Regions from separate parts of the Mus musculus genome. Here regions 1 and 3 are each linked to region 2. Evidence: chromatin loops called from intact Hi-C (ENCODE). Cell type or tissue: heart. All regions are shown on one strand.

Region 1 (8,000 bases), 540 kb before region 2:
CTCCGGGTAGAAAGTTCTAGGACCTGCGCCTCGGCTTTCCGCGGACCAGCGCCTAGCGCCCCTGCGCCTGGATAGCTTTCTGCCAGAGCCACCGCTCGGACACACGCACTGACGATCCGCGACGCTCGCAGCGCCTCCTGGTGGCGTCCAACATCCTCAGCGGCGGTGGCTTTGGCGCACGCCCTAGCTGCACTGGCCAAAGGCGGCTGGCCACGCTAGGGACTGGCACTCAGCAGCTGAGCTTCGCCACCTGCCGCTGGAGTCCGGGCTCTTCCTGAGAGTCCCGGCATGCCTGCCCCATGGCTCCAAGCCAGGCTGAAAGTCAGAGCCCGGAGTCAACGGCCCGACTTCACCGCGGCCTCCCCGTGAGCAGCTGTCCCGCTCTGGATATGTGGGCCCTGAAGAGGGACCCGGGAGTGTCCACCTGTGGCCACGCTGACTACGCTGCGCACCCGCCAGGCCCACATCCTGCCCCGGTGGGCGCGAGCAGGCAACGGCGCCCACCCTGCTTATCACTGCAGAACGGAGAGCGGGAAATGCCAGGGCCCGGGGCACGGAAAAGGGCGGAGAGCTGGTCCCTAAAGCCACGTGGGTTGGGAATATGCCTCTGGGTCAAGTGCCCAGGGACTTGATCTTCCGGCTACACTGCCCTGTCCTCGAGAGCTTTTCAAACTGGTGACGCAAACATCAATTTGGGGAGGGAAGGGGAGGGGTGTACAGCCAAAATAATGCCCCCCTCCCTGTGCGGCCCCGCCTTAGTCACTGGTCTCTTCACAGCTAGATCTCAGGCTACGGGGGATGGGGAAGCCGGGGGAGGGGGAAGCCGAAGGCAGGCCCAAGTCTAACAAAGGACTGGATGCTCCCTAAGCCCGAGCCAAGACTGTTTCCATGGTAACCCTCTTCAAGGATAAAGGAAAGGCTTGGTTCCCCCAACACGATGCTACTAGCTGTGAGAAGGGGAGCTGAGCCTTAGAACACAGGTAGGGAGACTGAGTTTGGGGAAAGGATAGGGACATGTTGCAAGTTCCCCTACTATCCAAGACACCCAGGTTTCCCACTGAAAGTCCATCATGTTTCCTAGAGCACCTGTTTCCTGAAGCCCCCGCTATTTCACACTGAGGACAGGAACACTATCTGTAAGTGACCAAGCTCTGAGGAAGCTACACTTCTCTAGGGAGAGGAAGAGCACGGTGGTGAGGAGGGTCATCATGGAAGACCTGGTGGCCAGCAAGGGCATGCCTGAGAAAACACATGGGGTAGTGGGGCCTTCTGGAAAAGAGGAAAGGAAAGAGGCCTTCTGAACATCAGGAAGCAATGTCTGGGGCAAAGGGAGTGGTCCCAGGCCAGGCAGCAACTTTAGCCTACCGAGCATCTGGGAGATGTGGCGGCTCCAGGGAACCCTAGGTGGGCAGGGGTAGGTTAGCCCAAGCAGTCAGGCACTGCAGAAAAGGGCTGTATCCACAGAAGCAAGTCTCCTGCAGAGGCACGCTGGGGCATTGGAGGCTAGCAGCAAGAGAGACATGGGGCAGGGATCAGGCCGGAGCAGCTAGGTCTGCACACGAGGATGGTCTGAAATAGAGAAGCTTACGGAGGGATGGGGTCAAGTTCGGGAATGTCCTCAGAGTTCATTCTGCAGAACTCACCAGGGGTGTGAATGTTGGGGAACAGAGGGGGGGAGATCTAGAATGTTCTGGGGTCCAATAGATAGAATATGGGAGTGTGAAAGAGGAGTCATATTTCTAGCCCAAAGCAATGGAGTTGCCAAGGGGCTATCTCTCCTCCCTCCTGTTCCAGCTTGGACTACCCTATGCACACCTTTCTCATTCACCCCTCTCATGGTCACCCAACCCACTGCTGCATTTTTGCTCTGCCCATAGACTGAACATTTTGACAAACACAACTGTCGACTATCTGAAAAAGACCTGCCTTTCCACTGAGCTGTGTGCGCAAGGTTGTTTAAATTCTCTACAAACATTTCTTTGCTTTATGCCACACCTGGTGCCACTAACTGGGACTCAGTTTACCATCATCATAGCCCCTTCTTCCCCCTCACTCCTCCTTCTCCTCCATGCAGAACCCCGCCTTACTCCTACCTGTTTAGAAGCAGCCATGTCTGGAGCCACAAGTGGGATGTTATGCAAAGGCCATGTGGTCTGGAGGAGACTCCCCAAGAGGACAGGTTAGTCTGGGGCACAAATTTCAGTGTGCAGGCGGTGTACAGTGAGTAGGCCAGGGTATGGCTGCCAAGGCTGTGCTGTTCACAGTGAAGAAGCTGAGGCCTCCCAGCCTCAACCACAGAGAGAACAGCCCAGACTTGGGTCATGGCACACTTGGCCTTCTTGGTGCTGGAGTTCTTGTCCCCCAGCCGTGGTAAAAGGAACCTTATTCTCTTTGGGCCTGACCTTTGGAGGCAGGATAGTATTCAGAAAGCCTCAATCCCAGCTACCATCCCTCGGGCTCTGCCAACCTCCCACAGGGATGGCTCGGCTGGCCCAAGGGCGTTGGCCTGATGACTCGGCTATGGGTGGGAACTTCAGGCACAAACCCTGACCCTGATGCCGAAGCCCTGGAGCCAGCACAGCAGCACTACTGTCCCTTCCTGTTCCCACCCTTCCTGAGCTTCAAAGGGTCAAAGTCCTAGAACAGGGAGGACAGAAACCTTAGTGTCAGCCAAGCAGAACTGGCCTTGAGCTTCCGATCTGATAAAATGGACAGAAAGGAGGATGAGTCTCTGACTACCCTACCAGGGCACGGCCTCAGAGTCTGAGCCCTGTACCTGGGGCCAGAGCTGAGTTATCATCAGCCCCTGCTAAGGAGGAGCCAGGAGCAGGTGCTTCAGGGCTAAGGAGAGGATACCTGGGCAACTCCTATTCCACCAACCTGCCCCATACCCCGGTCCTGGCCCACTCTGGATCTTCCTCCCAGCTAGTTTGCATCCTGGCAAGAGCATGCCTGTGTTGTTGATTCACTCAGCATGTATCTGTGTCTGCTTTGCTCCATGCCTGGTGCTGGGTGCTGGGGACTCAGAGGGGAACTCATTTGCACATACACTGAGAAGTGAGACTAGCAAGCACCTAGAAAGCAGTTGGGGAAGCTCTAACTCTGTGGAGGGTGCTCAGAGCTGGGCATTGCAGGATGTATAGGAGTTTCCATGCTCTCCAAGCAAAAGGTCCAGAATGGGAAAGAAGAGTGGGCAAGGTGACTGGTGCACAGGGTTCGGCAGGGAGTGATGGCCACAAGACTGAAGAGGGTGGGGCCAGGATGGTGGGCTGTGAAACTCATTCGTATTGCAAGCAATGGAGAGCCATGGTGAGATGAACACAGCACATGTCAGGAGCATGCTCTGCTAGCTACTGGCAACCCCCTCCTGAGACAGCAGGCTTGGCAGATAGACTCAGTCAGAAAAACCAGCCCCACCCCAGCCTCTCATCAGCCCTAGCTGAGGACCCTGTGCAATCCTGAGAAGGATTTGCAACCTCTCTGGGCCTAGAAAGTGAAGACAGGCATAGAAGGGAGGATGATTCTGGTGAGGTGTAAGGACAAGCATGCAGCCACCTGTCCCTCTCAGAGCAGGCAAGGTAAGTGGGCCAGGCCTGGATCACTTCCCACCCCTGGGAATGGCTGGCCAAGGGCCTGGGGACCACAAAGACCAAACAGCACAGAGCTGCAGGTTGGGTGCCACCAGCCAGGCTCTCCACAATCACATGCATTTACCGAGAAACACACAGACACCAGGTCCTCCAGGCATCCAGGGTAGGACAGGCCCCATTTACAGCCACTACCCCAGCGCAGCTGTCAGAACTGCCTGCTCTCACGTGGGTGGCCAGACCAATTCAGCAAATGCTACGGTCAGCACCCCATACTGGCCACACACAGGAGTTGCCTTTCCAGAGGGCCTCTCCCGCCCAGCATGTACATGCTCATGTCTGTGCATGTGGGCTGGCAGCTAGGCACACCTAGTCTTTTTTAAATGCCAATTACACAGAAATTACAGTTATCAGAAGCCATAGTGGGGCTCCAGTGGGCCTCTTAACCCTATAGCGTTCTCCAGTAGCAGGTCTCAAACTAGTATAATTCCCATAAACAGAGAGAAAATAGGAAACAGAGGCTCTGAAAAGCCAGACAACCACAGCCAAAGCAACAGTGATCCCGTGCCTGTGGCAAGGGTGACGGGGAAGGTATCATGTTCATTAGAATTTGGAAACAGGTACAAGGTGTCATCTGAACTCCGCACACCCCCTTGCTTATGTGCTTCTAGGCGACTCCCCAGCCCTACACTGGCTAGAATGAAGTTTACCCTAGCTGCATCAACTGCTAGCAATCCCGCTCTTGGCCACCAGGTGTCACCACACACCGCCTATGGCCTGGAGAGGCCACAGCTATGGAGATAATCAGGTATCAAGCTAGGAGTGAGATTGTTGAAGCTCTGTGGCAGTCCCTAGAATTGTGCTGTTTCTGGTCAGCCAATAGGGTCCTTCTTTACCCAGATATGAGTCAGAGAAGACAAAGAGAAGCCTTCCAGTTTGAGCAGTCCCAGCCCTTGAGGGCCGAGGTGCTGGGAGCTGGACTGGCAGATGACAGAGCCAGAGGCTGCAGCCACAGCCCTGGAATCCAGGACCCTGTTGCTTCTTAGACTTAGGAGCTAGAAGCTCAGAGCTGTGGGTGTTCATGCTGGAGGTTCATCACCCTGGGCTTTAACCCCCAGTGGCCCTGGCACTGGGCTGCTATTGTAACACTAGGCAGCTACCTGGGTGTCACAGCTAACTGGGGCAGCAAGCAGCTAGCTACCTTCTAGTGGCACAGCTCCTGGGTGGGTCTGAGGTACTGGGCCGCTCAGCTCCTGTAGTGACTTATGTTACAGCTCTCAGGCACTGGGTTGCCCTGTGATATCCTGAGTAGTGACAAATGTAGGGTGTCTAAGACCGTTGGCCCTGGAGACTCAGTGGTACCCTGGGATGAAGGCCACAGGTTCTGCCTCTACCTGGGATCTCTGCCTTCTCCCTCCTTCTCTATCCCCTTTACCTCATCCCTAGTTGTCTTAACCCCAACCGTTCTTTGAACTCTTCAACAACCTGTATGGTCATACTCCTTAGGGACGTGACAGTCTCTCCTTGGTGAATTCACTTGGACCTCAATAAAGATCAAAGTGGGTGTGTCCCCCATTACCCTGGGACACACTCCAAGATCCCCACTAGGCACCTAAAATTGTGGGTGGCCCTTAGTCCTATGGATCTTGTGTTTTTGTTTTATATGCTTGCCTATCTTTTTTTTTTTTCCAAGACAGGGTTTCTCTGTATAGCCCTGGCTGTCCTGGAATTCACTCTGTAGACCAGGCTGGTCTACAAAAAAATCAAAAAATCAGAAATCTGCCTGCCTCTGCCTCCCAAGTGCTGGGATTAAAGGCGTGTGCCACTACTGCCTGGCATGATCATTCATTTTATAAATGGAGCATGGTAAGATATTGTGACAGAAATAGTACAGGGCAGTAGCAATACCATGGAGCAAATGCTCTGGGGCGCTGTAGCAAAAGTAATGTGCCTGCTCTCTCCCCTCTCCTCCCTACCCTACTCCCTGTCACTCAGAGAAAGCTCTTCGCTTCACTTCTTCCTTACATGAGGGAGCACTCACAGTTCTTCATATGACTGGAGCACTTATGGATTCTCTTTGTCTGAAGGGAGCACATTTGGCTCCTCTTCCCTTGAGGAGAGCACTCCCAGATCCCCTTCCCATGAAGAGTTCTATCAGTCACGTTTCTGTTGCTGTGATAAAATACCATGACCAAGGAAGGCATGGTCATGGAAGGAAGAAGGATTACGGTTTATGGTTTCAGAGTGATGAGAGTCCCTTAGGGTAAGTATGGCAGCACTCAACAGACTGGGCGACAGAGCAGGAAGCTGAGCGATCTTATTTTCAAGCACAAACACAAAGCAGAGAGAGTGTAGAAACAGAGAAAGGAGGAGTGCTTTCAAGCTGGGAGAGGCTGAGTGCTCTCAAGCCTCCCCCTCAGTGTAGCTCCTCCCCCCTCAGTGTAGCTCCTCCCCCCTCAGTGTAGATCCTCCCCCTCAGTGTAGCTACTCCCCCCTCCGTGTAGATCCTCCCCCCTCAGTGTAGATCCTCCCATAGTTACTCCCACTAGACCACACATAGATACCTCCGCCAAACAGAGTCACCAGCTAGGGACCAAGTGTTTAAATATTTGAGCCTATAGGTGCATTTCCCATTAAAGCACCACAGGGGAGTACTTCCAACCCCTCTTCACACTGAGGGGTGCACTCCTGGCTTCTCTTCAGCCCATCTGGGTTCCCAGCATCACTACCCTTGCCCTCTGGAGCTATCTAAGAAAAGCAAAGGCCACTTTGCTGAGTATGGTGGCCGTGCCTATAACCCTAGTGCTTCAGAAGTGGAGGCAGGAGTCTCAGCTACCCAGTGAGTTCAAGGTCAGCCTGAGCCACAGAAGACTATCTTAAAACAATTAGAGAGTGAACAACAAACACAACCATTTGAATGCCAGGACTGGAATGAGACTGTAGATTCCACAACCAAAACGTCAAATGATACCTGCTTGGCTGTCATGGCAACTGATACTCCAAACATGACTGAGTGTGGAAGAATGGCATTATGTCACTCTATTTGGAAGAGGTCAGAGCCAGAAAACTAGGAATTACCTCTTTTAAATTTTTTATTTTCTTAAATTAATTTTCATTTTATGGGTATGAGTGTTTTGCTTACACGTATGTCTGTTCACCACATGTGTGCCTGGTGCCTGTGGAAGCCAGAAAACCCCCTGGAACCAGAGTTGTGAGCTACTATGTGGGCACTGGGAACTGAACCATCTTCACTTGTAAGGGGGCACTCTAAGCTCCTCTTCAAATGATGGGAGCACCTCCAGATTCTCTCCACCTGAAAGGCCTTTTCAAGTGCAGCAAGCGCTCTTACCTACTGAGCCATCTCAACATCTTATCATTCCTGTGTGTGCATGCACGCTGTGGGTAAATGTGTGCCACCTGTGTGGGTCGGAGGTTAACCCACACAGTTCTTTCCTTCTACCTAGTACCTTTACTCACTGAGCCATTGCACCAATCCCTGGATTATTTGTTTCTGGAACTTTCTCTTTAATGTTCTTGGGTGGCTGTTGATGAAGGAGAACTGGAAGGGAAGGGGAGATCTCAGTGAGAGGACTGCAGCAGCTGGGTCTCGCTGGCAATTCCCTGATGACAGAAACAGGATATCTTTTCACATGCATATCAGCCATCTGCAGGCATGCTTGCTGAGGTGTCTGCTCAGCTTTTTGCCTGCCTTGTAATTGTGTCATTTTCTATTGTTACATTTTAAGAGTCCTTTGTATGCCTTGGACAATAGTCCTTTATCAGCTATGTCATTTGCAATTATTTTCTGCCAGTCTGTGGCCTTCCTTATTCTCCTGGCTTTGGCCACCCTCATAGAATTTTAATCTTTATATGACCCTTGGTAAGCCAGGACCCTCTCTGCCCATCTCTGGGAAATAGGTTGAGCCCCTAGCACAGAACTTGAAGCACGGGGCTGCTGGGAGGCCCTGGTGAATCTGCATCTCCTCAATTTTCTTGGTGGAGAATGTTGCTCACGGACCAGGAAACCCCTGTGCCCTCACAAGTGGTTGTATACCAGGAAGACTCTCACATGTAGATATCCGTTAGTCCTAGGCGGAGCAGAGAAGTTGGCCTTAAGGTGACTATGGGTCCAGACATATGGTTTAAGTATGGACTGTTTGTTTGCTCCAAGTCAGCACTGTGGGTTCCCTCAAGAACCATCTCATTTAACCTCCAACTGTCCCCCACAGACTTCTGTCCCCAGCTCACACTAAACCGGTTCCCAAGCCCCTCTGGGTCACAATGTGACGTTTCAAAACCTCCCACACCACTGAAAACACCTTTCCCCTAAACCTACCTGCCCAAATCCATCTTGGCTCTTAATCATTGGAGTTGGGATGCAGCCACAAGAGGGCGCCCTTGCTCGCCCGTACA
Region 2 (8,000 bases):
AGGAGATGATACCTTTGGAAATGGATCTAATGGGTTTGGACACAGCTAACAAACATTTAGGAAGTTGTGTGCATGTTCCAGAAGCTAACAGTATGTCACCATTGTGCAGTCTCTGCCTTTATTGGTGAAGTTGTATGTGTGGTTGTATGTTTATAGGTTATTTGCATTTTTGTTCTCTGAGCTACTTATGTGAACTGGACTTGAAAACTTTTTGAATCGTAGTTTCTATTGTTGATCTGAAGACTTCTTTGCATATGGAATAAAGCAGAAGACTACAAAGGTCAAACACATGGTGGCATGGCATAGCAGTGTGTGCTCAAAGCCATTAAGTTTAGCCTGACTGTCGAAAAGCTGCTGGAGATGGGGCTGGGTGAGGAACCTCTTTATCTCAAGAGCACAGGGAGCTATAGAGGAGTTCTGAGCAGGAGTGGGATAGGATAGAGTCGATTTTTGAAAATTGCTCTACATACGGGACAATACTGGCTAGAAGAAGGAGCTAAAAGGGTAGACTGGGGCTGGAAAGTACAGGCCATGACTGGTTGCAGAGTGCCTTGTTTTAACTACAGGAAGAAGGCACAGACATGCTTGCTGATGATGGAAAGGTGAGAGGGAGGGGGCGGGAGATGAGGGATGGGATGGCTTCTGCTACACACACTTCCTGTGCTGCTAGCATCTGCACTGTTGTGAGTTACACTATTTTGTTTCTTGCGGTTTTTCTCTCATCCGTTCCCCTACTTCCTCTGTACATAGAAGGAGCAGAGCAAGAGAGGATCCAGGCTAGGTCATTCTCTGGGTGAGTAGGTTTGATTGCCCAACATGAGGCTCTGCCCCAATCATCTCAGACCCACATGGTATCTACAGATTGGTCATCTGTCCCATGCCACAGGACTGACCTCCAACCCAGACAGATGACAGAGCTGTTGCCAGGGTAACCCCAGACAGGAAACATGAAATAAGTATTTCCAGGCAGGATATGGACATGGGAAAAACAGATAGGAGTGTCCCTGAGGGAGCTGGGGGGATCTCAAAAATCACTTGGGTCCCTTGACCCTTAGCTCTGCTGTTCTCATCTCCTCAGGGGCTCTTTCAACACCCAGTTAGCTCCTCTGCTGAGAAGGTTCTGACTGGCAATGTGAGGTGGGCATTTGTCTTATGCTTCCTGCTCACTTGGTAGAGGAAACTATAGGGTTCAGAAGGGGCACCCTCCATACTGAGGTCACAGGCAGTCATCCTAAGCCTGTGTCACAGCAGGCCTAGGCACCGTACCTCCCAACATCAGAAATTGCTATTTTCCTTGTAAATTTTTACATTGATTTTATGTGTATCAGTGTTTGCTTACATGTATATATGTGCACTGTGTGTATGCCTGGCACTCATGGATCTTCTTGGACTGGAGTTAGGACGGTTGTGAGCCCCTATGTGGGTGCTATGAATTGACCCCATATCCTCTTCAAGAGCACTGAGTTGTCTTTCCAGCCCCAGAATTTTATCATTTGCAAACAGATTAAAAACAAACAAACAAACAAACAAACAAACAGCAGGAATATATCCAAGTCAGGTGTAGTAGTGCATGCCTTTAATCCCAGTACTTGGGAGGCATAGGCAGGCAGATCTCTGAGTTTGAGAACAGCCAGGGCTACACAGAGGATAACAAGCAAAACAAAACAGTAATGCAGATATATAGTGAGATATATACTTATACATATATGTGTGTACATACATATATACATACACACACACACACAGGTGTAAGTAGAATGTTTCAGTGGAAGGCCAGTCTTCCTCTTTTCTGTTCCCAGCTCTCCTTGCCCTTTCCAGGGTGTTTCTGTGCCTTCCCTGGCTCATCCTTGTCAGAGGTAGTATATTCAGGGACCAGCAGATCTTCGGTGCCCGCCCCCCTTACCTCCAAAGGTACAAATACTTAATATTAGCACACAGGCCAGCCCTCCAGTACTGTAACCACTATCTTGTTTTGGCTTATAGTTGTAGAGATTTCAGTCCGTGGTTGCTTGGCACCATGGAAGCACAGCCCATCATGGCAAGCTCAGGAGGCAGAAGCAGTTACTAGTCAAGGCCTGAGAAAGAAGAAACAAAGAGTAGAGAGGTTCAGCCACCTTCCAATACTGCCACCCTAGAGGCCAAAGCTTTTTCACACAGACCTTGGGGGTGCAAGGGATATTTAAGATTCCAACAAACCCATCATGAACTGAAAATGTTTGGTGAAAAATTAATTCAATATATCTGCTGACTGACTCCCCAGCTGGGCAGCACCCGTTGTATAGAGCAGGCTGGTGTCCCGTCCCCAGATCCCCGTGGGACACCTGTTCACTGCCTCATCCCAACATCTTGGAAGATGGTCAGACTGCATCTCACTAGCTCAGGGAAAGATCAGAACTCAAGTCTGGAGTGTGTTCACCCACATATCACTGAGTGCATGACACCATTGTAAAGTGAGGGAAACGTAAGTGGAAACATAGCTTGGGGACTGAATGTACTTGCCTTTGTGAGACACAAAGACAAGCAAAGGATAAATGTGGGTGCTGAAAACCAAACTTGGGTCTTCTGTAAGAACAGCAAGTGTTCTTAACCACTGAGCCATTTCCACCCCCCAATTAGGAATTTTTTTTTAAAGCAAGTGAGTTGAATTGTGTTTTGATTGCATTTCTCTAATGTGCATTTAATTACAAGCAGGAGTCCTGAGCAGCTTTCATAGCCTTGGCTGTTTTCTAATGGGTTAGTCATCCTATCGATTGGAAGGAGCACTTTCTGTGTTAGGGAAATTAACTTTTTTCTCATTTTCCTCATTAACTTGTGCTATGTGCGGCAGACATTGTTTCAGGGTGCCATTTGTCTTTTTTACCTTGTTTGTGGTATTCTGATTCCATTTATATGGTCTAATTTGATATAGTTCAATACATCAACATTTGCTTTCTTGGCTTCTGGGAATGAAGCTTCTGCACGGTGCCCTTTGCACACCTTCCATACATCAGTGCAGCCGACCTGCTCAGCAGCCTTGAAGGAGGCAGGATGGGGGTTCCATCAGTTCCAGCTTATAGCTCCTATGAGGCTCGGAGAGGTGATAGGATCTGGCTGAGGTCACACAGCTGCCTCAGACCTAGTTAGCCTATCTTCTATCACCTGCCTTCCTACCAGCCCTGTAACTGATCTCCACACCAGCTATATTAGTTATAAAAACTACACAAGAATCTTCCTCCTTGAAGGGCTGCTTTTTAAAATATGTTTTAAAACTAGTACAGTAGGCTGGGAATGGGGGCACACACCTTTAATTCCAAAACTCAAGAGGCAGAGCCATGAGAATCTCTGTGAGTTTGAGGTTAGTTTGATCTTCTAAGGAAGTCCCAGTCTAGCATAGGCTCTGTTGCCTTAAACTAAAACAATAATCCATTACTCTAACAATGTGAAAAGCTATAACTAGGTTTGGGGGAGGGTAAGACTCACACCTTGGCCTGTGAGCCCATCCTACTGCCTTGCTATGGACACTAGCAAGGTGCCATGGGTTTACTTTTCAGGTGGGGAAAGGTCTCAAAAGTAATCTCCCAGGTACCAGGGTTGCAGGAGTGGGCCACGAGGGCTAGGTTTATGATTGTCAGGGGCAGGATAGACATACCAGGACCTAGACTGTCCCTTAGCTTTGTTATCAATACCCAATATTCTAAGATTCAGAAAATTCTTAAAGAGTTGGGTGTTAGCATGGGAGCTCATACCTGTAATCACAGAACTTGGAAGGCTAGGCAAGCTTGTCATGAGTTCAAGACTAGTGTGGGCTACATGCAAGCTTGGTCTAGAGTGAGACACTGTCTCAAATTTAAAAAGCAGAGTATAAAATAAAATAGCTCTGAAAGAGGAAAGCGCCTTGTTCAAGGTCAACACAGCCTAATGGCAGCCTACCCAGCCCCATCTGCTCACACATGACATCACTCCCCCAGTTTCCTCCAGGCTGGACCACGGCCGCCCAGTCCTTCTAGCTTCTTGCCTCGCCGCTTCTAGGCACCAGGGGGCGCTGCTTGGATGCAGCACTCTCTCCTGGCGCCCTTGCTCCACCTGGTGGGAGGCGTGGGGACTCTGCCTAGGAAGGACAGCTCCTTTTTCAGGGTGGTCTGCTGTGTGCTTCCCACGCCTCCGTTCTCTACTATACAGGCTAACAACGCTTTCCCATCCTCGTATTTTTCTTAGGCACAGCCCTGCACACCCACCTTCCCTGTTCCTATCCCCTCCAGGCCCAGCTCCCCTTTCCAGTCTATTTCTTTCTCAAACTTTGGGTTCCTGGTGCAGACTCCCCTACCCCATTCTCAAAGACAGTTGTCAGGCTAATTGAGGCCAGTCACAGAATTTATTTGGTGGCTAGTTCATTGCGCTATAAGGATAAGGGATATAGCCTTCAGTCCAGGATCCTTCGTCCTTCTTTCGCTCAACCGAATAGTGTGGGGTCGTAGAGATTGCGGAGGGGCGTGGTGCCCGGACAAACCTCAGCAGTCCGGACGCTGTGCGACTCGGAGCCAGTGGCTTGTCCTCCCTAGACTGTCTCAGCGAACTGCGGACAAGTGCAGGAGGAGGAACACTGGCCGCAGGGGATGCGGCTCTCCTTGGGAGGACCAGGGAGTGTGGGCCCCGGCTGCTTTTCGGCTGGGTGTTAATTTGGGGGATCTTGAGGTTCGTAAGAGAAAGGAAAGGTGCCGCCGTGCCGACGACTCCGCGCCGGTTTTCTGCGTGCCTGGCCACCTGGCCTATCCGCTGCGGCGGCCCCGAGGCCTCCAGCGCCCTCCACTCGCCCGGACTCCGGTGACGTCGTTGGTTGGGGCGGCACCCGTCCTCCCCGCCCCCCGACACACACGCGCGCGCGCGCACACACACACACCTTCGGAAGGGGGAAACTGAGGCCAGGCAGAAAGAGGACCCCCGCCAAGGTCACGTCGGGCGGGGGCGCGGGGTCAGGCTCCGGTTCTGTGCGCCCCTGGACCCCGCGCCCCGCCGGCCCGACGCGTAAGGGCCGCGCTCTCGGCGGGTCGGCGCGCACTCGGCGGCTGCGGGCACCGAGAGGTAGGAGCAGGCGGGCTGGGCTCGAACCCCCTCGCGGGGCCGGGCTATGCGGACCCCGGCGGGCTAGTGAAGCCGCGGTGATTTCGCGCGCGCGCGCGGTGCGGGCTTGCAGACTCTGGGGACCCGGCGCCACCGGCCTTGCAAGCGGGGCGGTGTGGGGCGGCCCCTGGGACGCGCGGAGGACGCGACCGAACAGCTTCTGCGCTCTGCGGACCGCGCAGCGGGGTGCCGGCGATCTAGGTGGGGGCGGGCGCCCTCCACGCCAATGCGGTGCCTCCTGCTGTGCTGGGACAGAGCCCGGGGGTCGCCCTGTGACCCTTGCCTCCTTTCCCCTCCCCCCTCCTCCACCTGGAGAAACCCCGCCAGCGCTTCCCAGTCCCGAGCCTGCGGGCGGGAGGGAGTTAGAAGCATCTCAGGAATTTGCCTCACACTGCTGGACTCGCCCGGAGTGGGTGAAAGCTTAGTTCAAGCTGAGCAGCCTGGGCTAGAGGGACCTGATCCAAAATTGGACCTGCTTGTGTGGCCTCGGGCAGCCCCTCCTGCTGGATCTCGGTCTCGGGGGTCTTCCTGGTAGGTTCCTCCCAGTGAAATCAGTTCAAGGGTCAAGGCTTAGTGGGCAGAACACAGTGAAACCTCTGGACCAGGTCCTGTATGTGACAAGAGGCAGGCTGTAGTATAGGGTTGTGAGATTTGCTGGGGGCTGGTAAAGGAAACCCCATTCTTTTCTAACAGCCTGGGCTTGGGACCTTAGGGTGAGGCTCGGTGTGAGAAATCCCACTCCCACCCTGACCACAGCAGCTGTCCTTATTCTGTGCCTTGGCAAGCTTGGTCAGCAGAGAAGGTGTACAAGGACCTCCCACACCTCCAGGAGTCCTAGGGAAAACCTACTTCCATGTTTCTACTGGGTAGTACCCACTCTAAATTGCCAAGCTGTAAACTGTCACAGCTGATCTGTCACCAGAGCAAACTGAGCAGACAGATGACAATGGGTGTCCCCTCCCCTGGCTCTGTCCACTTCATGAGCCTCCCAAGGACAGCAGTGGGCACTGCCTGGTCAGTTGTGTGTGTTGCTCTGAGCATGCTCAGTTCCTACCTGGTGGTCTGGTCAGGAGTCTGGCTAAGCCACTGTCTCATTTCATGCCAGCATCTGCCTGTGCTCATACTGTCCGGTCAGTATAGCCCTTCTCCAACTCCAGAGGAGGCACCAGCATGGCCTTCTAGTCACCCTTCCCTGCCTCCAGCATTGTGCTCTGCTCCCCATGGACTGGCAAGGTGGCCCGGCCTCTAAACTCACTTGCCCATAAAAACCCAGGAGTTGAATTTGAAAACCAGATGCATCCCCTGCCCTCTCCATCCCCAGTGCTGGAAAAGACAGGATAAGAGGTGGTTCAGTGTTCCACATTGCCCACAGCCCTGTCTCTGAGTATTGTGCTGGAAAGAGTACCCAAGATTCTGACATAGAGAGGCAGGGACATGTCCAAGGTCACACAGCACATTCAGGGTTTAGGGGCCTGCCTGCTCCTGTCTCCCAAGCACCCAGGTGTTCTTGGGTAGCTGGTGTGTGGGGAAAGTGCCATGAGACTGGAGGTCAGAGAGATCTGTGCAATGGAGGAATAAAGAAAGGACCACAGTGCTCCCCCTTTGTAAGGGACTCTGGCTCCTGCAGCTTGCAAACATTAAGTAATCTTAGGTCTTATGACTAAAGTTGCCACTAGTCTCAAGGCTGCTTAAAGGGCCCATAACACTCACTGCTATGGCTGCCCTGTCCAGCTCTGCTCTGCATGCCATCCTGTGACAGGCTACTTCCCCAGTGTCTGGAGACAAGTAAACAAGGCTGTGGCTGGAAAGTTGATCCTGCTTGTCTTCAGCTAACCTTTATGCCAGCCTTCAGACACTAGCATGTAGTATATCTAAGCCCCTAAGTGTTCCTAGACAGGAACAGTTCTTGAGGTCATCTCTCAGCACAGCACAGTATGTGATTCTGTTGGGGGCAGTGTCTTCTGATGTCCCTCTCTGCCCCCCTCACCCATCCCAGGTTTGGCTCCTGCAGGAATGAGCCCCCTATTCCTGCCATCTAGAAACTGGTTATTCCTCTGTGTTCTCTTCATTGTCACCTTTACCTCCTCTGCTGAGTCCTTTGCAGGGCACCGTCATTACTGTGACAGGATACAGTCGGTACATTGGCTCTCAGTCTTTCAGCTCCAGGCTGTCACAACAAGAGCCAGCTGGGGATGGCAGGCAGTGAGCAGGCAAGTTCTTAATGACTCTGAAGAACTGTGTGACTTCCCATCCTGCTTCACGCAGTTGAAGCCCAGCAAAGATTTCTTAGGCACCTGCTACATGACAGGCAGTTCACAGGGACCTTGGTGGTACAGCATCCATCCCAACTGCAAACCTGGAGGCCAGCCTATTAGTTTGCACAATGGTTCTGGAAGCTTCATCTTAAAACAATAATGTTAATCTTGCAGACCAACAGGAAGAATATGGAACCCACTGCCTCCAACCAACAATCCAATGGTCTGTTCAAAGTGTGTTGTTTACCACAGTGGTCTGCTAGTCTGTGGGCCAGGACTCCCTCAGGGACCCTACCTTGGGGTAGGATGGTTGTACCTATGAGGCTCAGGGTTCGTGCTGACCCATCTGGGTCTCTGTGTGCTGTGTGTGACAGTGGAGACTATGTGGAGGCTGATGAGCTCCTGCTGCCTCTGTAGAAGGGAGCCCATCTGCATGAGTTCTTCCTCCACAGGAGGTGCCTGTCCCTAATGTTTGGGGCTAATAGAAGTTTTGTCAAGAGCTGCACCCAGAAACACCCTGAGAAAGTAGTCAAGTTCCTTTTCATTAGTGGTATATAAGATAAGATGAGCTTTAATGCCCCTATCTGGGTGGGTGGGTGGGGGGCTATTTAACTTCCAGCACCAATGGTATGTTTTGTACCTTGTGTT
Region 3 (8,000 bases), 400 kb before region 2:
TCCTGGACTTATATGGTGGCTCACAACTATCTGGGACTCCAGTTCCAGAGGGATCTGATACCCTCTTCTAGCCTCTGCAGGCACCACACACGCATGGTGTGCATGGTGTGTGTGTGTGTGTGTGTGTGTGTGTGTGTGTGTGTGTGTGTGTGTACATGTATGCATAGCACCCATATACATAAAAAATAATTGTTGGAAGATTAGCCATATCATCCAGCCAAAGCAGCTCCACCCACTTTATACTTTGCTACCCTGGCTCATCCCTGAGCTCCCCAGGGGCCCTTCCTAGTTCTGTCTACTGTGCTGTTGGTTCTGGGATCTCAAGGGTCCACTAAGGCCCATGTGGTGCATGCAGCCTTGGCTCTAGCCTGATGACCACTGGGAGGAAGTGTAACACTCAAGACTCGGGAGCAAGTGAGAGGAAGTGAGGTTCTTGAGGGTGTGTACCCATGGAAGAAGACACAATAGACACTCACCTCTCTCTACTGTCTTGTAGTTCAGAGCTGTGAGGTAAGCAGCCATCTCCTCCATCTATTCCCCACCAGCACAGGCTGCCTCACCACAGCCCTGAAAGCAACTCAGCCATGTGCAGTGCCCATGGAACAAAACCTCTACAAGTCTGGGCCAAATGAACCCATCCTCCTTCTAAGCAGACTGGGCCAGTCTTTTGTAATGGGAAGCTGATTGGCACACAACTTTCTGCTCTCAGTGAAGATTCACAAGAACTAAGTCCCAGCTTGGCTCCCTGGGCATGTTCCTGACTCCTTGCTCCTAACAAGCCCTCAGCCTCTCTGGCAGCCTCCTGGGATGCTTGCTCCAAAGTCAAACAAAGAGTATGTTGTGATGTCCCCAGGGATCAGAGTCAAGGGGATGGGCAAATGTCACTACCTGTCATTCTCAAGACATATAGGCTTTCAGTGAGATTCACTTTCCACATCTAGAAAGGGCAGGGAGGAGATGCTGGCTAGTTTCTAATCTACTTGACACAGACATAGATCTGGGGAAGAAGAAATCTCAATTAAGAAACTGCCTCCATCAGACTGTCCAGTAGGCAAGTCTCTGGGGCATGTTCTTGGCTAATGATTGATGTGGGAAGGTTCAGCTCATCTTGGGTTGGATGGTGCCACCCCTGGGCAGGTGGGCCTGGGTCACATAAGAAAGCAGACTGAGCAAGTCAAGGGGAGCAAGCCGTACAGCAGCGTTCTTCTTTGGTCTCTACTTCAGTTCCTGCCTTGATTTTGCTCTGGTTTCCCTAAATTATAGACTATTGAAGGTCATGTAGACATATAAATCCCTCCCCAAGTTACTTTTTTATCACACCAATCAAAGCACACTCAGCTAGTGTGCCTCACCTGGCTGGCTATCTGTGAGGCTAAGTGACCTCTCCACCCGCTATAGAGCCTCACTTCTGAGTTATTGCCACTGACAAGTTACAGTTGTGTCATATGCATTCAACTGGCAAGAAATCAAAGGAGAAGAAGAGGGAGAAGGGGAGTTTCAATATATAACTTTCCCCCAGGTCCCTCCAAGCTACACCTGATTTTTACTGAGGAAAGGGGAAAGCATACCTAAACTTACAAGAGGACAAAGCTTTGTGTGTGTGTGTGTGTGTGTGTGTGTGTGTGTGTATGTATGTGTTTTCGAGACAGGCTTTCTCTGTATAGCTCTGGCTGTCCTGGAACTCACTCTGTAGACCAGGCTGGCCTCGAACTCAGAAATCCGCCTGCCTCTGCCTCCCAAGTGCTGGGATTAAAGGCATTCGCCACCACCACCCGGCAGGAAAAAGCTTAACTTTTTTTTTTTAAAGATTTATTTATTTATTATATGTAAGTACACTGTAGCTGTCTTCAGACACACCAGAAGAGGGCATCAGATCTTGTTACGGATGGTTGTGAGCCACCATGTGGTTGCTGGGATTTGAACTCCGGACCTTTGGAAGAGCAGTCGGGTGCTCTTACCCACTGAGCCATCTCACCATCCCTGTTTTTTTTTTTTAAAGGACAATGCATTTGTTAGTTTTCTATTATTATACCAAAATACCTGAGAAAAATAACTAATTTTATTTAGTTAATTATTTCGTGCTTGGCACTGGAAAGATGGCTCAGCAGTTAAGAGCAGATGCTATTTTTGTGGAGTTTGGTTTCCAGCACCTGTGCTCAGTAGCTCACACAGCCTATTACTCCATCTCCAAGGGACCTGACAGCCCTTAGGGCTCCATGGCTATCTGCACTCACTTGCACATAACCGTACACAAACGCATATTCACATAGTTTTGAGATATAATAACACATCTTTAACAGAGAAAAAAAGCTGGTTATATGTCTTAGTGATTAAGAGGCTGATCTTCCAGAAGGCCCGGGTTCAATTCCTACTACCCACAGGATGGCTCTCAATCAGGTGTAACTCCAGTCCCAGGGGATCCAACACCCTCTTCTGACCTCTGTGGGTACTGCATTCACATGGTGCATAGACATGCATGCATGCAAACCACTTGTGTATAAATAAACAAACAAACAAACAAACAAACAAATAAATAAATAAATAAATAAATAAATAAGAGAGATTTATCTTGTCCCTGGAGGCTGCAGTTCAGGGATGAGCGGTCAAGAGAACAGTAAATTATGGAGGAAAGATGTGCATCAAACAACTTATCTGTGATCTGAAGAGGGAAAGAGAGAGGAGAGAGATAGAGACAAGGCAGAGTCAGACACACACACACACACACACACACACACAGAGAGAGAGAGAGAGAGAGAGAGAGAGAGAGAGAGAGAGAGAGAGAGAGAGACCCGTGGGGGCATCTCCTAATCTCTTTCAAGGGCACACCCCACATGACGTAAGGAATTTCCATTTAAGGCCTTAATTCCCAAAGGTACATAGAATCTCCACTCTGGAAAACACATTTTATCACATCTATCTCTCAGACATACAGCATCCACATTTTTATCAGGTCCTACTTTCTGTTGAGGATAATTTAAGGATAAATTTCAAAGAAGTTAACTATGATGGAATTTGAGTTTTATGCACAAGCTTCAAACCCCAAGCTTCACATGTGCAGAATTCTTTCAATATCCTCCTAGAACCTCCTTTTCTAAACCACTAGATACTGGACCCTCTGGTGCTTCCTTTGAAACAACAGAGTCAATCCTGGGGACTCAGTGCCAACAGGGGAAGGAGCCAAGTCCACTCTGGAACGCTAATGCTTTTCTTTCTGCCACAAGGTGGCGCTGTGAAACAGCAGTCCAGAGGAGCGTGGTGAAGGATCTTGGGCCTGGTGGCTTCCTGCTGGCCTAGAGGTCCACACAATTTTATTCAGTGAGTCACCTCCAGTGGCCTCAGTAAGCTCTTGGTGGCCTAAGCCAGGAGAGAACAAACAGGTATCAGTTGCTAGTGGCAATGGGTGCCGAGACAGGTGTGGGACAGTGGGCCATGCCAGAAAACTTGGTAAGGTTGAGTTCATAAACCCTGGCACCCTTATACCTGAGGACAGTAGGTGTTTCATCTGCTCTCGACCAGATTCCTGGCCTGTAACACATGACCACAACTCCCCACTGAAAGAATGTGACCACTAGTCACAGAGCACAGAGTTCTCCATGCTAATGAGATATCTAGCTGGGACATGAGGGTTTAGCCAATAAGCTTCACTTCCTAGACATTTCTTCCTGCAAAAGATATTTTATCTCTGGCCCACCTTGAGGAAGTTTTATGCACCTATTCTCCATGATGAACAATCAATAAACAGTTTGGAACCAAGGACTGTCTCTCTCATCAAGAATAGCCGTGAGGCAAAGTCTTCATCATACAGAGCCATGCTGCCTAAGTCTCCTGTAGAAGCCCCCCTCCATGTTCCTGGACAGCAAAGTCAGAGTTCCCCCTCCCCCAGCCCTGGGCTCCCCATTCTGACTCCTCCCACTTCCCAGCAGGAGTCTGGGTATACAGGAATTATGGAACACCAGCTTTGGCCTCACCCAGGCTGGGGTCCTCATCTTAGGCTGTGTTCTCCTACCTGTAAGTGGTACGACACTTCCCACAAGCCCAACATCTGATGGTAGCCTACGATGAAATGTAGCCTAGTGTCTTTTGTCTATGGGAGCACAGTTCACGCACCCCAGTCGTGAGAGGAACTTAAAATGCAGACAGGAGCTACTAATGTCACAGCCATCAAAGTCATCCTATCTGGTAGGTATGGTCTGAATGTGAAATGTTCCGCCACAGGCTCCCACGTTTAAAATCTTGTTCTCAGCTGGCGGCACAGTTTTGGCAGGCTATAGAATTTTTCAAAGTGTGATCTGACTGGTAGAAATGGGCTCTAGGACCTTTGAAAATAATTTTAACCTGTTCCTGCTGCCATGATGGACTGAAATCTCCAAACTATGAGCCAGAATAAATCCTACCTCCCTTAAGTCACTCCTGTCCAGTGTTTTGTCATGTAGTTGACAAGAGACTCGAGGGTTTTTGCTGTTGCTGTTGTTGTTTAGATTTATTTTATAGGTGCAAGTGTTTTGTTTCCATTCATATATGTGCAGCACACATGTGCCTGGTGGCCATGGAGTTCAGAACAAGGCATCAGATTCCCTGGGACTGGAGTTTCAGAAGGTTGTAAGCCACCATGTGGTACTGGGAAGAGAAGTTGGGTCCTGTGCAAGAGCGGCGTGCCAAGGCTCTTATCAGCTGAACTATCTTTTTAGCCCCATTGTATTTGCTTTTAATTAATAGAAGTTGCTTCTTAGAAGTGATATTTTACTTTCTCATCTAGGTAGACTGAAGAGCCACTGAAGAACACTTATCATGAGAAACATTGAGTGGTTTCTGTTAGAGAAATGCAAATAGAACAAGCTCAGAAGGGTATTGCTGGGGATGGGGTGATAACAAGACTCCAACCCAGCAATGCAGCACTGTGTGGGGCGGGGTGGGGGTGGAGGATTTGATGCTAGAGCAGAAATTCTAAGTAAAATCAGTAATGGAGATTGGGAATGCTGTGGAGCAATCTCTTCCGGACTGAAACATATAATCCCGGAGGTAAATAAACTAAGTCCCAGGAAAGCTCTGGAACCTACCAGAGTCACAAGTACCCTCCTACCCCAAAGTCATTATTCTAGCTTGTTTTCTGTTGCTGTGAACTAAACACCATGACCAAAAAGCAACTGGGGAGGAAAAGGTTTATTTGGCTTACAGGTCACAGCCCATCACCAGGAGAAGCCAAGGCAGGAATTCAAAGGAGAAACTAAAGCAAATCCCATGGAGGAACTCTGCATGTTGGGCTTGTTCCTCCTGGCTCTCCTGGCCAACTTTCTTACACAGCATAAGTCCACCGCCTAACATGGTACTGTCTACAATGGGTTGAACCCTTCAATACCCCCACAGACATGCTGATCAGATGGAGGCGATTCCTCAACTGAAGTTCCTCCTACCCAGGTGTGTCAACCACAGTCAGCCATCATAGTTACATAAGCAGAGTATAGTGAGGGGAGGGACTATTTCTGTCCTAGTCCACTGCCTGCCAGTCCTGAGGACAGCCCCAGGGTTCCAGCTTTTGTGAGCTATGCCACCCACTGTCATTCAGGCACCTGTAAGTCACCCCTCACCCACACTCCTATAACTAGCCTAATACACTCATTGATCCACCAGGTTGGAATTTGGGTGGTATTAACGGAGGATGGAAAAGACCCTCTCCCATAATACAGAGCTGACAGCCCAGAGTACACGGAGCTAGTGGTGGAGGCCATCTGATAGCCTACGACCATGAGTGACTGGATGGGTCCCAGCTGTCATCCTCTGACAATCAAGTGTCTACTTCTCCTCAGCTGCTGTGGCAGCAAAGGAATGAAGCACATGCGAGCGGCCCTGGACGTAACAGTCTGCGTTTGACAGCCCAGACAAGAGAAGCTGCAGCCCTCCCTTCCCCGGCAACGTGGAGGGAGAGGGATAGAGCTGTGGACCTTAGTGGCACCACCCTCAAGTTTTGGCAGGCTTTCTCTTTCCACTCCCAGGATTGACACTTCTTTCTCAAGTGGTCCAGTTTTGCACAGTATTTGCATGCACACACATTCAGTAGCCAGGCTCTCTGTGTTAGACAAGTGAGGCAGAGACGCAGACAGACTTGGTCTCAAGAAGCTGAAACCGCTTTATTGGAACAGCAGAGGGCCCCAACCTTTGATGGGATGAAGACTGAGCTCGTCTAGAGGGGCCGGGGACACCTATATACATATAGGTAGTTGCTTTTGCTACCTAGGCATGTTGTTTCTGCAGGCAGGGCTGAGATGTCAGGTTGTGGCTAAGTAGTTCTTTAGGGTGGGCTATCACCCAGTATAGCCTGATACAGTTCCTCATGACCCGAGGCTGGTATCCAAGATCCTCAGAGGAGGAAAGAAAAGGAAGATGTCAGAGCCAGTATCCCACTGGACTCCAAGTGGCTCTAGGGAAGAAGATATTACCTTGAACACCAGAGTCAGAACTGTGGGCAGAGCATGGACCTCTCTAAGGCTCCCACTGCCTCATCCTCTGAGGTGCCATGCCGTGCTTCACGTCTGCTGTAGATTTGAATCATTCCTGCAGCTGTCTGTAGCCTGTGAGACCTGCTGCTCCAGAGACCAGCAACTCCAGCCTCCAGGACCTGCTCATGGGGTGGGGGTGGGGTGGAGACTTGCTCGGTTTGCTACCAGTGTCTCAGCAGCTGCTTTTCTAGTCTCAAAATACACTCATGTTCCTGCTAAACCACCTCTGCCTCCAAATTCAGTTCCTCTGACTGCCCCTTTGCACTCCACTCTTGCAGGGGAGGTGGGCCAGAACCTGAGAGTGACCATCTCAGTACTGTGGCTTTGGCTTCTCATCAGTTCCCTGTCTGTGGTGAATAGATATTTGTTCAACTCTCCCCAGGACATTAACATATGACTCTTCAACTGGGAGTGTAGCTCAGTGGTTCAGCATGACTTAACATAGTCAAGGAATGAGGCTCAATGGGTCAGAAGGACTGTGATACAAATCTGGAATGGAATGCAAAGCTGACTAGCTGAGGACTTGTCTAGCACATGAAAGATCCTACCTTCTATCCCAGCACCAAAACCCTCTTAAAAGCTGCTAAGGAATAGATTTTTACTTCTGGTTTTGCTTCTGTCAACAAGCTTGTTTTGCCAGAGAACAAACTGTAACCTTGTATCTTTTATAAACCCCTGATTGAGGTGGTTGGCGTTGTATTCAGGAATCCAGAGTTCTGAGCATAGAGTGGCAAGGAAATCTAAATAAAAGCTTCTTGCCTATAAAAATTATTAATGGGCAGAGTAGGGACTCCCAGACCTATAACAATTTGGGGGCTCTTCTGGGATTCTTCATTCAACCTTCTTTTTCTGGCCTGGATGCTAGGAACTAGAAATTTGGATATACCCAGTGTCTAGAGGGAGTCATGGGCAGGTTCTCAATGCTTAGATTATGAAAAATGAGGCATCAGAAAACCTCCAGAGGTGTATATATGTCAGGATCCTGTCTGTACCGCGCATTTGTGAGACTTGTGGAAGAGCTGGAAGCAGCAACCTTCATGCTATATATGAGTTTAAAGTTAACGTTTTGTTACAGATTTTACAGATCTTTAAGCATACCCAATACATTTACAAATCTTGAGGTACAGGTACATAATAGTCTTATTTAATAAAGTTTATATAACAGTCTTACAGATCTTGAGATAAGATTCATACTTTAGCAAAAGTTTTAGAGCATTGAACCAAAACCAAAGAGTTTGAGAGGAGTATTGATAATCTCCACTGGGAGTACTCTGTCCTTTTGTCTCCTTTTGCTCTCCTTTCTCTGTCACATAGTCAGGTGGTCCTCCTGACCTGGGACGGAGATTTTGGAGGAACCTTTAAACAAGTATGCCTGGATCTAGAGGCAGGGGAGCCATAACCCAACTCCAGAGCCAACTTTTCACTGAAGTAGAAGATCATAAAACAACATTTTAATATTACCTGTAGTGGGCTGGCCTGATGCTGCTTATATTTTAATGCTAATTT

What was found. Peaks named below come from ENCODE experiments on the same cell type or tissue, not always from the same donor. Only the 100,000 strongest peaks of a DNase experiment are listed, where the experiment ranks them.
Region 1: a loop joins it to region 2, with 9 times the contacts of the local background. A loop is called at or near these places in 7 of 42 quality-filtered maps.
Region 3: a loop joins it to region 2, with 3 times the contacts of the local background. A loop is called at or near these places in 13 of 42 quality-filtered maps.

The regions. Positions count from the first base shown.
Region 1 is chr6:91,277,748-91,285,747 of GRCm38, reverse strand. No RefSeq gene overlaps it. Among named protein-coding and RNA genes, the nearest start is that of Fbln2, 69 kb to the right of the region's middle. In heart, CTCF peaks have their summits at 145 (motif pointing left) and 7,968 (motif pointing right); DNase peaks (open chromatin) are centred at 437, 597 and 4,337; H3K4me3 peaks cover 715 bases; H3K27me3 peaks cover 6,228 bases.
Region 2 is chr6:90,733,635-90,741,634 of GRCm38, reverse strand. All of the region lies in intron 1 of Iqsec1 (IQ motif and Sec7 domain 1), which reads left to right. Among named protein-coding and RNA genes, the nearest start is that of Iqsec1, 72 kb to the left of the region's middle. In heart, no CTCF peak of the experiment used is centred here; DNase peaks (open chromatin) are centred at 940, 4,014, 4,784 and 5,290; H3K4me3 peaks cover 2,363 bases; H3K27ac peaks cover 3,221 bases.
Region 3 is chr6:91,135,329-91,143,328 of GRCm38, reverse strand. No RefSeq gene overlaps it. Among named protein-coding and RNA genes, the nearest start is that of Hdac11, 17 kb to the left of the region's middle. In heart, a CTCF peak has its summit at 3,217 (motif pointing right); a DNase peak (open chromatin) is centred at 3,244; H3K27me3 peaks cover 2,801 bases.